4 separate regions of the Homo sapiens genome follow, and regions 1, 2 and 4 are each linked to region 3. A link is a contact called in ENCODE Hi-C or POLR2A ChIA-PET data. All regions are on one chromosome and are shown on one strand. The core of a region is the stretch at or near the end of the contact, and the rest is flanking DNA. Distances in the headings are between cores, read along the strand shown. Region 1 overlaps PRKCE (protein kinase C epsilon). Region 2 has its middle 19 kb from the start of TRI-TAT2-1. Region 3 holds the start of PPM1B-DT (PPM1B divergent transcript). Region 4 holds the start of COX7A2L (cytochrome c oxidase subunit 7A2 like).

What was found. A loop is a pair of places that touch in the nucleus more often than their neighbours do. ChIA-PET counts read pairs that join two places held with the same protein, here RNA polymerase II (POLR2A). Pooled maps may share reads with other maps.
Region 1: a map of B cell shows a loop between it and region 3 (7-fold over the local background). The contact joins the enhancer-like site here to the promoter of PPM1B-DT in region 3. A Hi-C loop is called at or near these places in 1 of 168 maps with a recorded cell type or tissue (B cell), 1 of 37 single-sample maps with no recorded cell type and 3 of 50 pooled maps. POLR2A ChIA-PET finds 5 or more read pairs at or near these places in 1 of 52 experiments (OCI-LY7).
Region 2: a loop to region 3 is called in a pooled map, with 2.8 times the contacts of the local background. The contact joins the enhancer-like site here to the promoter of PPM1B-DT in region 3. A Hi-C loop is called at or near these places in 3 of 168 maps with a recorded cell type or tissue (naive thymus-derived CD4-positive, alpha-beta T cell and natural killer cell), 3 of 37 single-sample maps with no recorded cell type and 15 of 50 pooled maps. POLR2A ChIA-PET finds 5 or more read pairs at or near these places in 3 of 52 experiments (CD4-positive, alpha-beta T cell, naive thymus-derived CD4-positive, alpha-beta T cell and naive thymus-derived CD8-positive, alpha-beta T cell).
Region 4: a map of B cell shows a loop between it and region 3 (21-fold over the local background). The contact joins the promoter of COX7A2L here to the promoter of PPM1B-DT in region 3. A Hi-C loop is called at or near these places in 3 of 168 maps with a recorded cell type or tissue (B cell, CD4-positive, alpha-beta memory T cell and naive thymus-derived CD4-positive, alpha-beta T cell) and 13 of 50 pooled maps. POLR2A ChIA-PET finds 5 or more read pairs at or near these places in 1 of 52 experiments (activated T-cell).

Annotation. Positions count from the first base shown.
Region 1 is chr2:45,726,315-45,731,175 of GRCh38, reverse strand. All of the region lies in intron 1 of PRKCE (protein kinase C epsilon), which reads right to left. Among named protein-coding and RNA genes, the nearest start is that of PRKCE-AS1, 53 kb to the right of the region's middle. RefSeq lists enhancers at 840-979, 1,360-1,439. Within about 2 kb of position 1,920, at least 5 of the 41 ENCODE cell types and tissues checked have a DNase peak (open chromatin) inside an H3K27ac peak, as active enhancers do; they include B cell and OCI-LY7, where a contact is called at or near this core.
Region 2 is chr2:42,826,642-42,831,562 of GRCh38, reverse strand. It overlaps the pseudogene CHORDC1P1. Among named protein-coding and RNA genes, the nearest start is that of TRI-TAT2-1, 19 kb to the right of the region's middle. Within about 2 kb of position 2,927, at least 7 of the 41 ENCODE cell types and tissues checked have a DNase peak (open chromatin) inside an H3K27ac peak, as active enhancers do.
Region 3 is chr2:44,167,415-44,171,804 of GRCh38, reverse strand. It overlaps PPM1B-DT (PPM1B divergent transcript), which reads left to right and starts at 3,013. Exons shown (of 2, transcript XR_940034.3): 1 at 3,013-4,390. PPM1B (protein phosphatase, Mg2+/Mn2+ dependent 1B) reads right to left here and starts at 2,930. Exons shown (of 6, transcript NM_002706.6): 1 at 2,531-2,930. RefSeq lists silencers at 2,370-2,579, 2,900-3,229.
Region 4 is chr2:42,358,312-42,363,312 of GRCh38, reverse strand. It overlaps COX7A2L (cytochrome c oxidase subunit 7A2 like), which reads left to right and starts at 2,096. Exons shown (of 3, transcript NM_004718.4): 1 at 2,096-2,223. The coding sequence starts at 2,152. RefSeq lists enhancers at 1,356-1,445, 2,006-2,065, 1,435-2,178, 2,086-2,405, 2,179-2,923 and 1 more and a silencer at 1,636-1,805.

The DNA of each region.
Region 1 (4,861 bases), core at 671-3,170, 1.6 Mb before region 3:
TAAACACAAAGGCCAATGCTAACTAATAACAGAAATCAACAGGCCCTAAACTCACCAGTCTCTAAACTGTCCACAGTAGCCACTTTCTGCCTGAGAGTTCTCCCTGGTTAGAGAACACCCAGGCTCCCACTATTCCCACATTCCTATTTCCTTCACTTCAAAATTTTCATTAACAGCTTCCACTTGTTCTTCCACACCAGTCAGATTTTCCTTTTAGATAAATCCAGGAATATCATTGCTCCATAAAGGTAAAAATGTATTTTTAAAAATGTTTTACAAATAACAGCACTCTGTCTCCCATGATCTGTCGGGCAGACACACAAAATTAATTTTTTAATGGAAATTTCCTTGGGAGAAGTGTCTCTTCAGAGACAGAAAAGAAACTGGTAGCTCTTGAAAATTAAAAATGTTGTGCTTGCCAGGCATGGTAGCTCACACCTGTAATCCTAGCACTTTGGGAGGCTGAGGCGGGTAGATAGCTTAAGGCCAGGAGTTTGAGACCAGCCTGGCCAATGGGGTGAAACCCTGTCTGTACTAAAAATACAAAAATTAGCCAGGTGTGGTGGTGCACACCTGTAATCCCACCTACTAAGGTGGCTGAGGCACAAGAATTGCCTGAACCCAGGAGGCAGAAGTCGCAGTGAGCCGAGATTGTGCCACTGTACTCGAGCCTGGGCAACAGGGTGAGACTCTGTCTCGGGAAAAAAAAAAAAAAAAAAATTACAACTGGTGGCTCACAGTTGTAATCCCAGAGCTTTGGGAGGCCAAGGTAGGAGGATCACTTGAGGCCAGGAGTTTGAGACCAGCCTGGGCAACACAGCAAGACTCCATCTCTACAAAAATAAAAAATAAAAAATTAGCTGGGTATGGTGGCCCACACCTGTAATCCTAGCTACCCAGGAGGCTGAGATGGGAGGGTTGTTTGAGCCCAAAAACTTGAGGTTACAGTGAGCACCACTGCACTCAAGTCTGGGTGACAGAGCGGAACCCTGTCTCTAAAAAATTTATTTTTCCAGTGTTGTGCTCTGTTGTCCCCAAACGGCTCTTCAAGCCTGGCGTCTATGGTAACATGACTGTAACCTCAGTGCTGCCCTGCTAATGTGTGGTTTCTGTTTTTCTTCCTCTTTTCAAATCCAAGGTTAACCAACGGACTCAAAACATCCATTCTTGTCAATGTTGTTGAACTATAAAAGTATGACTCTATACCCTTAAAAAATGCAAAATGCCCAGGACCCAAAGATCTCCTCCATGCTGATCTGTTCCTCTTTTAAGACTCCAGGTGGAGCTAGTAGGAACTGCACTCCAGGCTTTGAGCCATTGACAGATCTGCTCCCCTTGAGGCAAGGTGGACGTACTAGTTCTTCCTCCGGTCAAGGATGGCCAGAGCAGTCTGGACCCACTCTGGCCTAATCAGCATCAGCATACAGGCTCATCATCCATTACACTACCAATGTCCCTTGGAATATTTTCTGCTCAAACTTAAAAAATAAGCCCCCATGGAGGATACAGCCTAGAATCTCTAGTACAGATTCAAAAATAGCTGTATTCCTGAGTATGCACATCCCTTCAAAACGGTGTAAAAATTTTCAGAAGCCAAGGGTCAGTGATCACAGCCTCACTGGGGCCTAAAAATATCCTTCAGGCTATTGCTGTAGGAGGGGGAAAAGGAATCGGAAAGTAATGAAGGGGGACACATAGATGCATATGATGGAGGCTCCAGGGAGGGCCGAGCTGGCTTGATATCACATCTACACTGGCTGTCTCATAAGCGTATTAGGATCACACCCTTTGATAATAAAGAGGATGCAATGACCCCTGCTAAGAAGACACAGGCTTGAGCTGAGGATGGCTTTCATGGCACCTTTCATCTACTTTCTCTCTACTCTATCTTGCTCAGTCTCCCATAAGCCAGTGCAAACAGAGACTGCACTGTGTCCTCCACCGCCCTATGTGAATTAACCAGCAAGGATCCTGGTATAAGTGACGTGGTATCAGCTCCTTCGGGTCCCAAGGACAATGCCTCTGTTCCATTGATCAAGGCTTTGGAACTCCTTCCTTTGGAGTCCAGGCTTCCAAGTCATCATGGTAGCCATGGTCGGAATCCTACCTTGGCAAGTTGAGAGCAAGATCCCTGGTGGGGCAGTGAAAAAGAAAGACGATGGGAAGTGAGGGAAGAAGTGGGAATAGAGGCAGCCTCACTTGGCAAACACAGTGCAGCACAGCCTACCAGTTAGGAGCCAGTGCCCCAGTGCCACCGTATACTGAGTTCAAATCTTTGCTAACACCCAGCTCCAACACCCAACTCTAAACACATTACTCAACCTCTCTAACCTTAAAGGAGAGATGATGGTCATACCTTCCTCATACAGTTGTTATGAAAAATAAGTGACATGATGCATGAAAAGCACTCAGCACAGGGCCTCAATAATTAGCAGCTGTTATTGCTCAGATACTGAAAACAAACCATGAACTGGTGAAGACAGACCTCAACTTACAGTCAGGCAACCTGGGGGCTTTCAGTTCCCCATCTGTAAAACAAGGGGCTGAGAATGAAGGTTCCTTCCAGCTCAGACACTCTAGAAGTCTGTGACTAAGATACAAAGATTCCAGCGGCACGTGGGCATTACAACTGTAATATAAAATGACACCCAATAGCACTTGCACCACCCTCAAAGCAAGCAGCATGCACAAGAGGATACTGTGAAGAGTGCGTGTGTTTGGGCATGGGACTATTGGGGGAAGGGTTCTGGTGAAGAAGGGGCCAGTGAAATGGCATTGCTTAGATTGTTCTCTGGCTTGCTAGTCCAACATCCAGGAATGTTTCTGGCCTTCTAGGTATGAAGCAGGCAATTAGGGTCTTATAAAAATAAAAATAAAAAATTTCACTTAAAATCAAGAGGGAGAAATTTCTACTTGCCCTAACCTTGATCCTTTGCCCTTTGAAGCCAAAACAGATACTACCCTTAATTTATTTAGAGTAGCTTCTCACCCATCACCTTACTCCCTTGATGGGATACGAAGGACTTTCTGAAAGGATGTGGAGTCACACTTTGAAAAATACACTTACACAGAAGGAGCAGGCTTGAAAAGAAAAGATACGCTTAAACAGAAAGCGAGGCATGGTGTTTACTCAAGAGACCATCTCCCTCAGCCTGGTTTAAGCCAGTAAGGGCTTTATTTTCCATCTTGGCTTCCCAGAGTTTACTGTAAAAATACATGCCCTGGCTGGGCCCGGTGGCTCACGTCTGTAATCTCAGCACTTTGGGAGGCCGAGGCAGGCAGATCACGAGGTCAGGAGTTTGAGACCAGCCTGACCAACATGGTGAAACCCCGTCTCTACTAAAAATACAAAAATTAGCTGGGTGTGGTGGCGGGCACCTGTAATCCCAGCTACTCAGGAGGCTGAAGCGGGAGAATCGCTTGAACCCAGGAGCCAGCGGTTACAGTGAGCCGAGATCGCACCACTGCACTCTAGCCTGGGTGACAGAGCGAGACTCCGTCTTAAAAATAAAATAAAATAAAATAAAACACATGCCCCAATGTGAAGTCAAGAAGCAGAGTCCAACCAATGCAATGGCAAGAAACTAAAGGCATCAGGGAGCAAATGATGGCCAGCAGAACATCTGGGTGGAATGACAGATGTTGTACAAAAGCTTGGTCAAATCCTCTAAGCTACCTGGAATGCCCTCCCTCCTAGTCCAAATCCTCTTATCCTTATCCTTTAGGCAGAGTTTGAACCCCGTCCTCCGGGAAGCCCCCAGTGATCTCTCCCATTAGAGGTACCCACTCCCACTTTTGTGCACTGGTTGGACATACACAACATTCCGCCATTGCTTGTCTTCTACCTTCAATACACATCAGTTTCCATAAAAAGACTTCCAAAAGATCTTACTGTATCTCCCTTATCACCATGTATTTGGTTTATGCTAAATAAATAACTATGGCCTTAAGAGGTAGGTAAGCTGTTCTTGTCTACACAGTTTTCTACTCCGGAGAAGACTGCATCATTTGCCTAACAAGGATTAACTCTGCCCCATCACATAAAATTAACTTCACCTTGGGCAAACAGGGACTGTACTATGACATGCATCCAGGTATACATCTTTATCTAGAAAATTTGCTTAGCAAATGGCAGGTCTATTAATAAAAACTCTAAGGTCAAATCTCAAACTCAATAGAGCTTGTCAATATTAAGCCTTCGCATACATTTTTAATCTTATTTCCCATGAGGAAAGTAAGGGCCAGAAAGGTTAAGTGGTTTTCCCAAGGTCACCCAGCTAACAAGCAGCAAAGTCAGCCCTGGAATTCAGTTCTGCTTCTTTTTCCACCACCCTACAGCCACCCTACAAGCCCTCTATGTCACCTAGGAAAACAGGAGGGCTGATGACCGAGGCAATAGGATCAGTAGCCACAGGCTCCCAGGACATATCTGACCCCTTAAATCAGCAATATTTTTTAGAAGAATGTATCCTGAGAATCAAAAGTACAGGTATACATCAGAGATATTGAAGGTTCAGTTCCAGATAACTATAATAAAGCAAGTCATAAAAATATTTTGTTTCCCAGTGTACGTAAATTTATGTTTACACTATATGTAGTCTATTGTGTGTACGATGTAATTATGTCTAAAAATGTACATACTTTAATTGAAAAGTGCTTTATTGCTAAGAAAAATGCTAATGACCATCTGAGCCTTTAGCACACGTTGTAATCTTTTTGCTGCTGGGGAATCGTGCCTCGATGTTGACAGCTGCTGACTGATCAGGGTAGTGATTGCTGAAGGTCAGGGTGGCTGTGGCAACCCCACAGCAAGAAATTGCTATGCCAATTTCTTAAAATAAGACAATGAAGTTTGCCACAT
Region 2 (4,921 bases), core at 1,678-4,177, 1.3 Mb after region 3:
GCGGAGGTTGCAGTGAGCTGAGATCGTGCCACTGCACTCCAGCCTGGGTGACAGAGCCTGACTTCGTCTCAAAAAGAAAGGATTAAGTAATTTCATCCTTGCAACAACTACATGAGGTAGCTATGGTTATTTACCCCACCCCACCCCCACATCCAGCCACATGTGCCAGTGAGTACCTGTAAGTGTGGCCATCTGCCTCAGCCCTGCCCAGTAAGACCCCCTTCCTGAGGGAGTCACGTGAGGGAAAGCAGTGAATGAAACCCACCACCAGCCCCTTCCCCAGGTTCCCTATTGGCTTGAATTGCCCATGTCACATTTCCTCCAGTAGGAAAGGACAAATGAGGAGCCTGGACAAGAGCCCACCAATCACAGCCTTCCTTTCATCCTATGAATTGGTCTTGCCTTGGCCCCAGGCTAAGAGCCTCCTTTTGAGAGTCCTTGAGCTCTGCAGGGGTTCCAACTGGGCCACGCCATCTTTACATAGGGGTGTGATTTTTTTTTTCTTTTTTCTTTTTTTTTTGCTGAGTGGCATCTACTTCTGACTCATGGCGTATCCTCCCTGGAAGGACAGATCCTAACACCAGCAAGATAGTGAATTCTCCTTGTGGATAAACCCCCCATGTTTTATGTGTTATGTCTCCTCTGGTTGCATTCGCCAATGTTGGTAACATTTGAAGCTTAAAAGGATGATATTTGAAAAATTTTGGGCCAGGCACAATGGCTCACGCCTGTAATCCCCATACTTTGGGAAGCTGAGGCAAGGGGATTGCTTGAGCTCAGGAGTTCAAGACCAGCCTGGGCAGCACAGCAAGACCCCATCTATTGAAAAAAAAATAGAAAAATTAGCCAGGTGTGGTGGCACACACCCCTAGTCCCAGCTACCTAGAGGCTGAGGTAGGAGGAGCACTTGAGTCCACGTGTTCAAGATTACAGTGAGCTATGATCGCACGACTGTACTCCAGCCTGAGCAATAGAATGATATCCTATCTCTTAAAAAATAATAATAATAATTCTGTTGCCCGGGTTGGAGTGCAGTGCTTTTCTCTTTTGCCTTGATGGGTACATGATCTTCATCTTCATTGGCCTGAGGCATGCATCTCTGCTTAAAGAGAGACCAGGATTAATGTTTGATATAGACAGAATGCACAGAAGAAAAAATGTGGTAATGTTTGGTATTTGACATGCAAAATAGGATTATGCTGCAGATCAAAAGTCTTCTAAAGCAGGCTATTCTTTTGAGAGCATGTTTCCTGGATTCCCTCATCCCTCTCCTTGGGTGTGGCCCTGGAATTTTATGTAATGGATGACTGAGCAAGAAGAGGAAGAGTGTTGGTCCCCTCCTTCCTGCCCAGGGGATGGTACGAAGGGGATTAGAAGGATAACAAGCAGAGCCAAGCACTGGCCCACTCACCCCTCCCTGAGAGAAAGAAGCCCTTGTCCCCAACTCACATTGGAACTCTGGGAAGAAGTGGCATCCCAGGCAGCTGCAAACCAACTCGGCCTCTGCCTCCAGCACCAGGGCTCCCCGGTAAGGGAGAGGCACCACTAAAGTTCAGCTTTCAAAGCCAACTTCCATTCCTGTGAGCCAGCAGCCCTACTGGGGCCATGGTGGCACAGCTAGGAGACTTGGTGGGGAGGAGGGGCCCAGGTGCAGGAGGGCTGGCCAGCCAGGGGCGCCACATGGGCTCTAGTCAGATCAGGAGGGACTGGACCATGAGTTTCATAAACTCAGCTTCTAGTATGATCAGTGGCCAGGAGGGACAGGGGACCTTGCTGGGTCTAGAGGACACCACACCCCAGGATCCCAACTCATGCCTCCTACCAGATGCCACACAAGCTGCCCTTGACTGTCTACAAAACCCCAACAGCACCACAGTGGGAGAAGCTGGGCAAAGCAGTCTGAGAACTAAGCATTTTATCCAAGAGAAATTAATAAGATCACTTAACAAGACCGGCTAAACTCTCTGGCCCCAGGATGTTCAAATCAAGTTGAAAATTTCATTGTTTTTCTCGCTTATCATCAGGCAGGGGTTGGAAGAAAGGCCAGATTCATTATAGACTCATAAATAAGGAAATTACCTTTTTTTTGCACAAATAAATTATAGAGTGAATTAAGTTTTCAACTCTGTTGCACACACAAAAATAGAGGAATTCCTGCTGCCCCACTGCAATGCTGGCTGACTTTTCCAACCAAAGACAAGGACCCAAGCCTTCTGGATCCCCAGTTCCCTCCTCCAGGTGGTGGGGGACACCGTTGTGGCAGAGAGAGGTAAGGTCCCCCTTCAGCCTAAGTGGTCACATTAGCCCTCTTGGGCTCATGCACCAGATCCTGCTCTCCTGGCTTATCTGTGTTTCTTTGAGGGGAGGAATGAGATTTTCATTTTCTTTCCAGGCCCTTCCCATTCAGGGCATTTCAGATCCCTCCTTCCCATGACCCCTGAAATGAATTGGGTGAAGAATGGTCCCCTGCCCTACACGCTGCATGTCTGGGAGAGGCCAGAGGTGGAGCCGGCACATGCAAAGGCAATGCTGCCACCTGCTGGCGCCACGAAGAGACACAGCAAAGGTGGGCAACCAAACCCCATTAGCCCTGGGGGAACTGCACAAGGATGTCTTGCAGCTGAATGGTACCTTTTTCCAATGCAGCTTCTTACCTGTTCCCTCATTTAGTCATCCAGTATGCCGGCTGGAACAAGAACATCATCCCATTTTATGGACGAGACAACTGACACCCATGAAAGGGCAGAATGCTGACTGAGGTCACATGTGTGGGGATGGCTTGAAGGCAATGCTCAGTCTCCTGCTTCCCAGCCAAGAGTTGTGTCCCCTCGTCAGTGCTCAGATGAGGTGTCTCAGAAAACGAGGGACCCCTATGAACAAGGTTTACGGGGCCATCCTCAACATCCAGGGAGGAAGAGTGAGGGCGGAGGGCACCAAGCAGTAATGCCCACCCTGCAGCTGGCTCAGGGCCTGATACACGTGTACAGCAACTCTGTTTCCCAAGGGTTCACACACCTTCCACACAGATTTTGTGGGTTTTTTTGTAGAGAAGGGGGTTTGTCCTGTTGCCCAGGCTGGTCTCGAACCCCTGGGCACAAGTGTGATGTTACTTTTCGATAAAGATCTGGAAGAGCTGACTCCTGCCCTAGGCCCGTGAGTCCTAATCTAAAAAACAGACGGTGAAAGAGGCAAGAGTCATCTTCCCAAATGGCAGCTGCAGGCGAAGTAGGTGGGGGGAACTCGCAGACGATGTTGTGTGGTCAGCAGGTGTGAGATGACCGGGCTGCATCCTCTCCCGCTGGGTGCTCAGCACTCGACTCTCCTCTTTGTTCCTGGCTCTTCCAGCCCAGGTCTTCATTTGGCGGAAACAGCCTGGAGGACAGAAAAAGTGCCTCTTCTCTGCCCGAGACCCTTCCCACGCGCACACGCCATGGGGAAGCAGCTCTTCCCTTTTCCCGACGTGGGAGATGACTGGGCCGGTGGGAAATCCCATGATTCCCCGGCAGCGGTCCATGTCCCTCCTGACAGCGGTCAGCGGTCAGCCTCACTTCCAGGACTCTGCATTGTCCCAAGCCTCCTCCTCTCCAGACCTTCTTCGCACCTCTCCCCGCGATTCTTGTCCTGGTAGGGTCCAGGAAACGCTGAAAGCTACGGATAGGCCCCCACGTTGCCCCGCAGGGTGCGGATGAAATCGCTGTCGGAGGCTGGTCCTGTGGCCGGCCCTGCCTGTCTCCTGGACCGAGAGGAGCCTTCTATGGCAGAGCCGCAGCGCCACCGTGTGGTAGAAGTCCGTCTGCACGGCCAGAAACGGCGGCTCAGAGCGGGCCCACAGAAATCCTTGTAATAGTCCACTGTCAAGGCCGGTGCTAGCGACACGGGAGTGGCAAATGCACCCTCTTGCCGTTCCCGGTGTTTGGGCCTTGCCTGTGACGGTGGGAAAAGAAAATGGCCTTGCTGTGCTACAACCGGGGCTGCGGTCAGCGCTTCGATCCTGAGATCAATTCCGATGATGCTTGCATATGCCACCCAGGTGTTCCAGTCTTTCACGATGCATTAAGGATTGGTCTTGATATAAGAGAAGAACAATTGATTTTTCTGATTTCTTAAGCATTGTAGGCTGTACAAAAGGTAGACATAATAGTGAGAAGCCACATGAGCCAGTCAAACCTGAAGTAAAGACTACTGAGAAGAAAGAACTATCTGAATTGAAACCCAAATTTCAGGAACACATCATTCAAGCCCCGAAGCCAGTAGAAGCAATCAAAAGGCCAAGCCCAGATGCACCAATGACAAATTTGGAATTAAAAATATCTGCCTCACCTGATAAACTTAAACTGTCATCAGGGAATGAAGAAGATAAGAAAGAAGAAGAGGCCAAGCGTGGTGGCTCACGCCTGTAATCCCATCACTTTGGGAGGCCGAGGCGGGCGGATCACAAGGTCAGAAGATCAAGACCATCCTGGCCAACATGGTGAAACCCCGTCTCTATTAAAAATACAAAATATTAGCCGGGCGTGGTGGTGCACACCTGTAGTCCCAGCTACTTGGGAGGCTGAGGCATGGGAATTGCTTGAACCTGGGAGGCAGAGGTTGCAGTGAGCCAAGATTGCACCACTGCACTCCAGCCTGGCAACAGAGCAAGACTCCACCAGAAAAAAAAAAAAAAAACAAAAAGAGAGCAACAAGACTGATGAAATTAAGATTGGGACCTCATGTAAGAATGGAGGGTGTTCAAAGACATATCGGGGTCTAGAGAGTCTAGAAGAAGTCTGTGTGTATCATTCTGGAGTACCTATTTTCCATGAGGGGATGAAATACTGGAGCTGTTGTAGAAGAAAAACTTCTGATTTTAATACATTCTTAGCCCAAGAGGGCTGTTCAACAGGGAAACACATATGGGCTAAAAAGGATGCTGGGGAAA
Region 3 (4,390 bases), core at 1,764-4,263:
AGGCTAGAGTGCAGTGGCACAATCTCGGCTCACTGCAACCTCCACCTCGTGAGTCCAAGTGATTCTCCTGCCTCATCCTCCTGAGTAGCTGGGATTACAAGCACGCGCCACCGCACCTGGCTAATTTTTGTATTTTCAGTAGAGATGGTGTTTCACCATGTTGGCCAGGCTGGTCATGAACTCCTAACCTCAAGTGATCCACACGCCTCAGCCTCCCAAAGTGCTGAGATTACAGGCATGAGCCACCGCACCTGGCCTATATAGCCTCTTTTTAATGAATCACCACAATCACTAAGTGATACCGTGGCCAATTCTAAGCTTCCAAGACTGCCAAGACATAATCAGCATCATATTTTAATTCAAAAGATTCCATAAAAAATGTTTGTTATAGAAAAGATAACTTTCAACAAGAGCCACTTTTTCTGACCCTGTCAACCTGTGAATCAGCTGTTCTTAGAAGCACAGTTACTTGGACACTACACTATTCCTTCAGATGATGTAATCTTAAGGAATTTAGTAATTAGGTGAATTACTAACATAAAACAGTATTTACTGACATGACTAAATTGAAAGGCCTTTCACCTATTCCTAGAGTCTTCACAGAAATCAGACACCCAGTGTAAGAAAACGGTGTTGAAAGCTCTGCTGGTCACTTCAAAGAGAACAATCACTTCAACAAATCCAGAGGATAATGTACTAGAAACTGGGGAAATCTTACAGTATGAAAGCTCAAATAAAAATACTCGTGCTAATATACAGCAACAAAAAGAACCACTGCAGAAACTGTTGTAAGACTTCATGAGAGCAAAAACAAATGAAGAGGCGAAAACACAACAACCATTAAGACAAAAAAAAAGACAAAGAAGGCATTGAGAGAAGAAGCACAAAATAAAGATTATCCCTGAAAATGTGTGGACTAAAATATTCTGTTCTAAATACTTAATTTTAAAATTTCGATTAGAACAACACACTGTCCATTTGGCAGACCTACAAAAACATTTCCTTAAAAAATTACCATTACTTCAACTATATTTTTAAAAGGCCTGTACACTTGGAAAAGACTATCATAATAATTAGAATAACTTGTCTCACTATTTACTTAGAAATGCCCCATTTAAAAGTAGGCCAACAATAGGAACTTTGCTATTGCACAACAGAGAAAGTAAATGAAATAACATCTATTAACATTCAGCGTCCATGGCATGTTTCTCCATCTCCTAGAACATACTGTGACTTACACTGTCTACTCTGAACAATTTACCACTTCTTCATCCATGCAGTAGCTCAAATAAAGACAGTTCCTGTGTTAATCCCACAGTAAGCCTCAGTAATTCTCACATCACCGTAGTTGTAAACGTTTGTTAACAGAAAAAGAATGTTTTTCCTAAAATAGCTACATAACACTAAGACTACTCAAATTCCTAAATAATCCTTTTACAACATGCCTGCCAACTTTATTTTGATACATTAAACATGTGGAGCCTATTTTAAAAGCTCTTTAACTGTGACTATCAAAACAACTTCCCAGTTATTAACGTCTCTTTTTAAAAAAGTTTTCAAGTTGTTCTTAGAAGAAATTGAATATTGATGAATTTGGGCTGCTATCAAACGCCTAAGAAGCACTTTTTTTGCCGAATAAGATGGGCAAACGTCCCAGATCTGCTAAATCTGATATGAGAGGTCATGCAAGTTTAAAAAATGAAGAAATAACTATTTCCAACACTCACTGAGTCCTTCATTTAAAAAATTATTTTCGGTGTTATTTTCACACTTTACGTTTAATAATACAATTTTTTCAAGGTTGTTAGGCTTAAACTATGAAAAACTGATTTACCACATATGGCTAGTCAGTCTATACTCTTAATGGGGCTCCGGTAGATTTGGGGTACTGACAATAAGTGGCAGTTTCAATTAAGAACTTCACTGTTAGGAATGACATCCGAAAAGGATGGTGCTAGGGAAGACAGGCAAGAGATGCCGGGGTACGAAGAAAAGAGAAACACACAATTTAAAGCCACTAAGGAGGGAAGGCGAGGGTAGAACGCATAGACAGCAGAGAAAGACGATTTAACAAGGAAGTGAAGTGGAGCGCAGAGTAGGGCAGAAGCTGATGAGGAAACGAATGGTAAAAGATAGTGTTTTCAAACAGGGCATGCACCAGGAAGAGAAGCGCCAAGGCTTGGGGTAGCCCCAGTGCTTTCGTGTGAAAGAGATGCTTGCAGACTGAAGCGGAGGGAAGAGAGAATCAGTCAGCTTCCAGGCGTTCCAGCAAACTCCCATTCTCTCCCTGCGCCTCTCCCAGACCTCAGCCCAGCGGAGGCGGCGGCCGGGGAAGGGGCCTATACCCGAGAGCCAGGCCCGGCGTTCCCCTGCCTAGGCTCCGCGGCAGCAGGGAAAGCAGCGAGGATTCGGAAGGACAGAGGCCCCGGCCGCGGCTCGGCAGCACCGCGAAAACCTGCCCAGGGCCCGGGGCCTCGGCGGCGCGGCCGGTCAGCCGCTTCCCCTCCGGCGGGGTGCCGGGCGGCCTTACCTGAGGCAAGGGAGGGAGAAGATGTCTAGGGCGCCTCGCTCGCGCCCGCCGCGGTACTCAGCCCAAGTTTCCAACGGAGGCGCGACCCTGACTCAGCCGCCGCTTCCCCCTCGGGGTCTCGACCGCCGCCTCCGGGGCTGTTTACACCGCCCGGCCCCTCACGCCGCCGCCGCCGCCGATGCCGCCTTCTCTCCACCCTAGCGCCGTTGCCGATTCGGCCGCCGCCACCTCCTCCGCCGCAGCCTCGTCTCTCTGGAGCATCTTCCAACCACCGAACCCTGAGAATCAGAGACTCCAGCCGCGCCGGCAGGAAACTCCCCCGCAACTGCTAGGGGAACGAGGCCGTCAGAGCACCGGCGGCTTTTCCGCCATTGAGCAGAAGCCGCTCGGCTCCTTTTGCAACCCCCTCCCCGCACCCTAGTCCTTCCCCGCCCCTCAGGGTGCCCCGCCTCCAGCTGCCACCCACTGGGATGCCGCGCGCCCTCTCACGGCCCCCGGTTTGCTGGGAGTCTTGTCAATCACCGCTCCCCCTCCCCGTGCTGCTCCCTCGGCACCTCCGTACTTCGTTTACCCCGCCCACCCGGCCCCGCCTCTGGGTTTCTAATTTCCCATTGGGCATCAGTGGCTACTTTCAATAGGCAAGGTCAGCTGTCCATCAAACACCGCCCACTAAGTGAGACCCAACCCTTTATTACCATTTACTTTATTCGGCCCCGCCTCCGCTAGGTCCTACCTCCCGAACGTCAGGGACCAGCCCCCGCTACCAGCCATAAGTAGAGCCCTCCGTCAATCAAATAACGCCCACCTGCGCTCCTCCTAGCAAAGCCCCGGCCCCAGCGATTGTCTTTTCTTATTGGTCCAACTCGTGATCCGAACCCCCAGTCACTGGCTTTCTTGCGGGTCAGTCACTGAGCCAATTTCCAAGTCCGTCACACCGGCTTTTTTCAAATGAACGCGCAAAAGGCGGGGAAGTATCTGGAAAGCGATTGGTTCGTCCTAGAAAACGGTCAAACCCGGAGAGTCTGTACGGATCCTTTCCGTTCTGTGAGGACCGTGCCCCCTTGTATTTGACCTCTAAGCCTCGCGTAAAAGAAGCGCCATAAGGGACCAACGAGCAGTCCAGCTATAGGTGTGGACGCCTGGTCCCACCCGGAATTGCAGGGGCTTGGCTACTGATTGGCTAAGAAAGTCCTCCTAGGCCCTCATTGGAGGATCTAAACGCCTCTCTTCGGCGTGGAGACGGGAAGGGACGACTCAGACGAGGACAAGAAGTGGGCAGGGGAGAGGCGGTTGTTTTGCTTCAGCCGCGGGTGGGGCGCAGGCGAGAGTGGGAAACTGGGAAGGCCGGGCTCTGGGGAGGTGTTGCGGGGAGGGGAAAGGCCCGGATGTTCCCTAACAATGAAATCATCGCCGACCTATCAGAGCCGCCGAGCTGGGATACCTGCCTGACCTGTACCCCGGAGGGAGAAGAGTGGGCGGGAAATTGGGGTGTCGGAAGAACCTGGAAAGCAACGTGAGAAAGTGGGACAGGTGTTCCCTTCAGGAGGATTTTGTGCTATTAGAGATTATTTTTATACCAGCCCTTGACATTTCCGTATTTTGTTTCTCAGTCGGCATTGATATTAAAACTCCCAGCCTAGTCTCTTGACATGGACTTGTTCATTTCGCAGTTATTGAGCGCCTACTGTTTGCCAGGTACTGTATGTAGAACTGGAGATACAAAAATAAATTAGGCAATCGCAGTACAAGATGATAGGTACTACAATTGAAACATGCACAAGGGCTGGTGACGACATAAAGGGTCTTCCTTGTGCATAGGTTTACCAAGAAAGGCTTCACAAAGACACAGGATGAGTCAAG
Region 4 (5,001 bases), core at 847-3,346, 1.8 Mb after region 3:
TTTTCTTTCACTCAATATTTGCTAGCGCCTGGGACTCAAGAAGGCTAATGTCAATGGATCATTTTCTTTTGAGGTAGTCGAACTTTTTGTCGTAGAAAAATCTTCCTGAATCTATTCAGTATCAAAACATGGGGTGGGCCTGGCACGGTGGCTCATGCCTGTAATCCCAGCATTTTGGGAGTCTTGAGTTTGGCAGATCACTTGAGCCCAGGAGTTTGAGACTAGCCTGGGAAACATGGTGAAACCCCATCTCTACTAAAAATACAAAAAATTAGCCAGGCGTGGTGGCGCGCATCTGTGGTTCCAGCTACCCGGGAGACTGAGGTAGGAGAATCACCTCAGCCTGGGAAGTCAAGGCTGCAATGAGCCGAGATCACACCACTGTACTCCAGCCTGGGACAGAGTGAGACCCTGTTTCAAAAAGAATTTAAAAAAAAAAAAAAAAAAAAGGAAATCACTAGTCCCAAACCACTTATCCTTGGAGAAATATGGACATAAACCCAAATTGCATGTTCTTTCCATTATATCACAGTGTCTCTTTGTAAAAGTGGCAACTTTGGGCTGGCTTACATGAATTCGCTGAAACCTTTACAACATATTGGCGGTGCTGAATACTTGGGGCTCTTGAACGTAAGCCTGCAACCAGGATGCTGGTGTACACCCTCACCCTGGAATGCTCAGCCTTGATCCTCCTCTTTTCAGAATGGCTTCATATCTATTTATTTGTAACATAGTGCTTAACAGTAGGAAGTCTTGAGCCAAATGCCTAGCTCTGCCACTTATCCCTGACCTGAGCAAGTTACTTAGCTTCTCCAGGCGTCATTTTCCTGTATTCTAAAATGGAGATGATAATAGCATTTACCTTATAGGATTGTTGTGAAGATTAAATGAGTTTAGGGCAATGCTATATATAGGTTAGTATCATCCATCAATTTGCAACATGATTTCATAAGTGCATCTAGAATATGCTTGTGTAAACCTATGGTTAGATGATGAAGCTAAGAAAAGCCTGAGTCCATCCCTGGAGAGTAAGAAACTAGTATACTCCTTTTACACAGTACCTTGCACACAGCACAGGCTTAACAGACATATTTAAATTGAACTGAAGCGAATACTACCAGAACTGAAAGTGGTAGTTCCAGATCTTTCAGGCTCAAGGTCCAGATTTTACAAGTGTTTCTGATCACCCTCCCCCTACCTCATTTATCGCAAAGAGCAGAGGCCAGGAAAAGGATGAATAATCAATGACCTTAAAACTCAGGTGAGAATAAAAACCAGTTCTGAGAAACCGTGTGACATTTACATCCTGGTACCTGAGCTTTAGATCACTCTGCATGTGTATTTCCTCTGCACAAAGCCCAGGAGGCTACTTTTATATTATTGGGGCAAATCTCCCAACAGCCCTGGGTACTAAACAGCCTTCAGCAGGTGCTTCCAAATTTTCTTATTTGCTTCAACTCCCAGGTTGCCAGGGGAAGCTTGGCCGACAAGTCTATACTCCTGGGCAGACTGAGCAACAGCAGGTGGTGGCTTCTGGATAAGAGGTGCTCTAGGTCGGAAGGAAATAAATGAGACTACGATCAGTTAAAGTTCGGTAAAGCAAGAGACGCCTTCAACCCGACGACCAGACGGTGGCTCCGCAGCACAGACTCTCTCGGATGGTGGAATTCCCAACCGGCTTCGATGTAGCCCCGCCCCTACCCAGACCACGCCCACCAATCACCGCCCTCTCCCCCCCAGGCCCCGCCTGGAGCCCGCCCCTCCTAAAGCATGCTCCACCTGACTCCGACACTGCCGGGCTTAGTCCGCCGGGCTTAGTCCGTGGAGCGCTTGCGCATTTCTTGAGTTGTCGTGGCACTGCCCAAATCTGAATGGGGGAAAGAGGGAACTTCATATTTCCTACAGACTCCGCCACAGCGACTTTGCGTGCTCTCTTAGAGCTGGTTTTGCCTTTCGTGGTCCTGAGAACCCTGGCTTTTGGTTCCCCAATGCGGCTTAAGTGTGCAGGTTTTAAGTTAGGCGATCTTCGGGCAGCCCTAGTCCCAGCACCGGGTCCTTGCGCTGAGTCTCGGGACCACAGCCGGGGAGGCGGGGTCCTTCTCTGGGGCGGTCGCGTTGGCAGCGGATGCGGGAAGCCGGACTCTGGGCGTCATGTACTACAAGTTTAGTGGCTTCACGCAGAAGTTGGCAGGAGCATGGGCTTCGGAGGCCTATAGCCCGCAGGTACGAGTGGCGCCTGGCCAGCTCGGACATGAGAAGTGGCGGCCCTAGCCTCGGCGACAGGCAGTCGCGGCGTTGGAGCCAGGGGAGGCTTCTGCCCGCGGTCGAGTTCGTCTCTGTTCTCCTTGCACCTCCCGGGGCCTCTCCACACCAGCGTACGGTGGTCACTGAGGCTTCTTTTTGTGTACCTGCTCACCTGGCGGGGGCTGGCCTGGCGTGGAAGTTTGGTCTGGCTCACTGCAGGGGTCAAGGTGACCCCCGGGGTCACTTGTCTAAAAGGGATGGTTTGTGGGGGTCCCCAGTGTGACCCGAGTCAGAGGTCCGGCCTTCTCCCTCAATTCGAAGACATCTGGCTTTCGGCCTCCTTGTCGTTTGTCATCTGCCAGAGCCCCATAGGCAGCCTCACTTGAGCTCGAGATTAGAGAGCGCGGGGCTATAAAGGCGTTTAGAGAAACCATGGTGCAGGGGGTTGGGGGGCTATGATCTGGGTTGGGAAATTTAACAGGTTACTTAACACGTCCAGGGAGGGAAGTTGCATGCAGCGAGGTTACACTTTCCCGATTGTAAAATATTTGACAGATGCTCGTTGTTTGGGTTGTCTGAAAAGTATTCCATTTCACGCAGATTCTACCAATTGGAGTTTGACTCTCCAGCATGTGTTGGGGGTAAACATGAGGGATTTTAGAGCCCCAGACGTGCCTTTTCAAATCATGGCGTTTTCCGCTTTAATTGTGTGACCTTGGCCAAGTTATTTAATTTATTGTGAGCTCAGTTTCATCCAGGGCGGCGTTAGTACACATTAAATGAAGTGTGTCAAGTGACTAGCAGTTTGGGCAGGTGGTTGGTTCTGGATAAGTGTTAACTGTTCACCAGAAGCTGTCTGAGATAGTATATTCCCTCCTAATCCTCTAGAGAAGTGTGGGAAGTGTCGGTGAGATACGCAGTTAGACTGCAGTAGTGAGGGGCCCAGATGAGGTGTAAAGGATACTCCATTACTGTTGCTTCATTTCCTTTTTCTGTGGGACACTGCAGCTTGCCCAAGAGGCAGATGTTTAAGAAAGATTTCAGGTCTGGTACCGTGGCTCACGCCTGTAAATCACAGCACTTTGGAAGGCCGAGGCCGAGGGTCGCTTGAGCCCAGGAGTTTGAGATCAGCCTGGGGCAACATAGTGAGACCCTGTCTCTAAAAACAAAAACAGATGATTCTAATCTCAGATAAGAAGGGCAAGTTTTTTTTTTTTTTTTCGGGGGTTAGTGGGGGAGTTGCGGTGGGAACGGGAAGGAAGAGTTTAGGGTTTATAAATGTTGAGTTTGTGATATGTCATGCTTGGTAGCAGCTAGATTTTTGAATATGGAGTTTAATAAACTTGGGTGTCTTCAGCCCATAGGTGGTAATTTGTAGGGAAGAAAGGTTGGATTATAGTTAGAGTATAGAAACATGAGGGAAGGGTGGAGAAGGAGAATGTGTTTAAAGAATAGTCCGGATGAGAAGGGAAACCAGTGTGGTCTCACTGAAACCGAATTGGTAATGACTTGTAAGGAAGGAATAGTCAGCAGTGTTGCACTTCTTTTACAGATTATGTGAGAAAATGGCCATTTCTATCATCTGCTTCTATGAAATGTATTCTCCAGTGTATGGATATTAAATGTTACAGTTTGATGAGTTTGGACAAACCCATGTACTGTATAACCACACCTCCCTCAATATGCAAGATGTTACATCATCCCAGGAAGTTCCCTTGTACCCTCTGTCAATCCCTGCCACCTTCTTATTCTGACTTTTATCATCATAAATAGATAGTTTTGCCTTTTTTTGAACTTCATGTAAATGGAACCAGCTCTGACCCAGGCTGGAGTGCAATGGCACAGTCACAGTTCACTGTAGACTCACTCCTGAGCTCAAGTAATCGTCCTGCTTTTGCCTCTGAAAATGTTGGAATTACAGATGTGAGCCGCCGTGTCTGGCTGCTCAAAAAATATTTTTGAGGTTAGTCCGTGTTGTACGTATCAGTAGTTAATTCCTTTTATCCTCTTATTCTTCTGTGGGATTTCATTTTATAAATATATCACAGTTTATTCTGTTGGTGGTAGTAGATGTTCTTTTATTTATTTTTTTAAAATATTTTTTGAGACAGGTTCTTGCTGTGTTGCACAGCCTGATCTCGAACTCCCCGGCTCAGGCAGTCCTGTCACCTCAGCCCCCTGAGTGGCTGGGGTTACAGATGTGTACCACCACACTTGGTTTATGTTCTTTTAATATATCTTCAGCATAATCTAGGTTTTGTTGCTTAGTAAGAAAAAAGTAAATTTTTCGACTAAAAACTGGCATATTGTAATAAAATGGGCGCTCAGCAGAGATTACCTTGCGATGAGTTTGATATAGATAGGGCTTTCAGATTTCTAGTACCTCTCCTCGTGAATCGTGTTTCTCTTGAGAATTTGAACTTCTTAGTTACTTAAAGATTTCTTAAACTATGTTGAAAAGAAGTGATACTGTGTAGGCTTTATATGAATTGTAAATTTCTGAGTGATTGTGACAGGTGCCCTCCCAACTAGGTGCTCTGACTTTGGTAATTAGGAGTACTTCAGCTTTTTCCTTTCCTGGAAACATACGATGAAGATGTTTGTAATTTGTAGTAGTAAGTAAAGTGAATAATTTGCCATGCACTAAATAACATAATATGGAAAAGGTGGTTCTGTAACAATTGCACAGGTAGAGATTTGTAAGTCAGCTTGACAGCAAGCAGTTGGTGGGATGGCATTTTCCATTGGTTGAAAGGC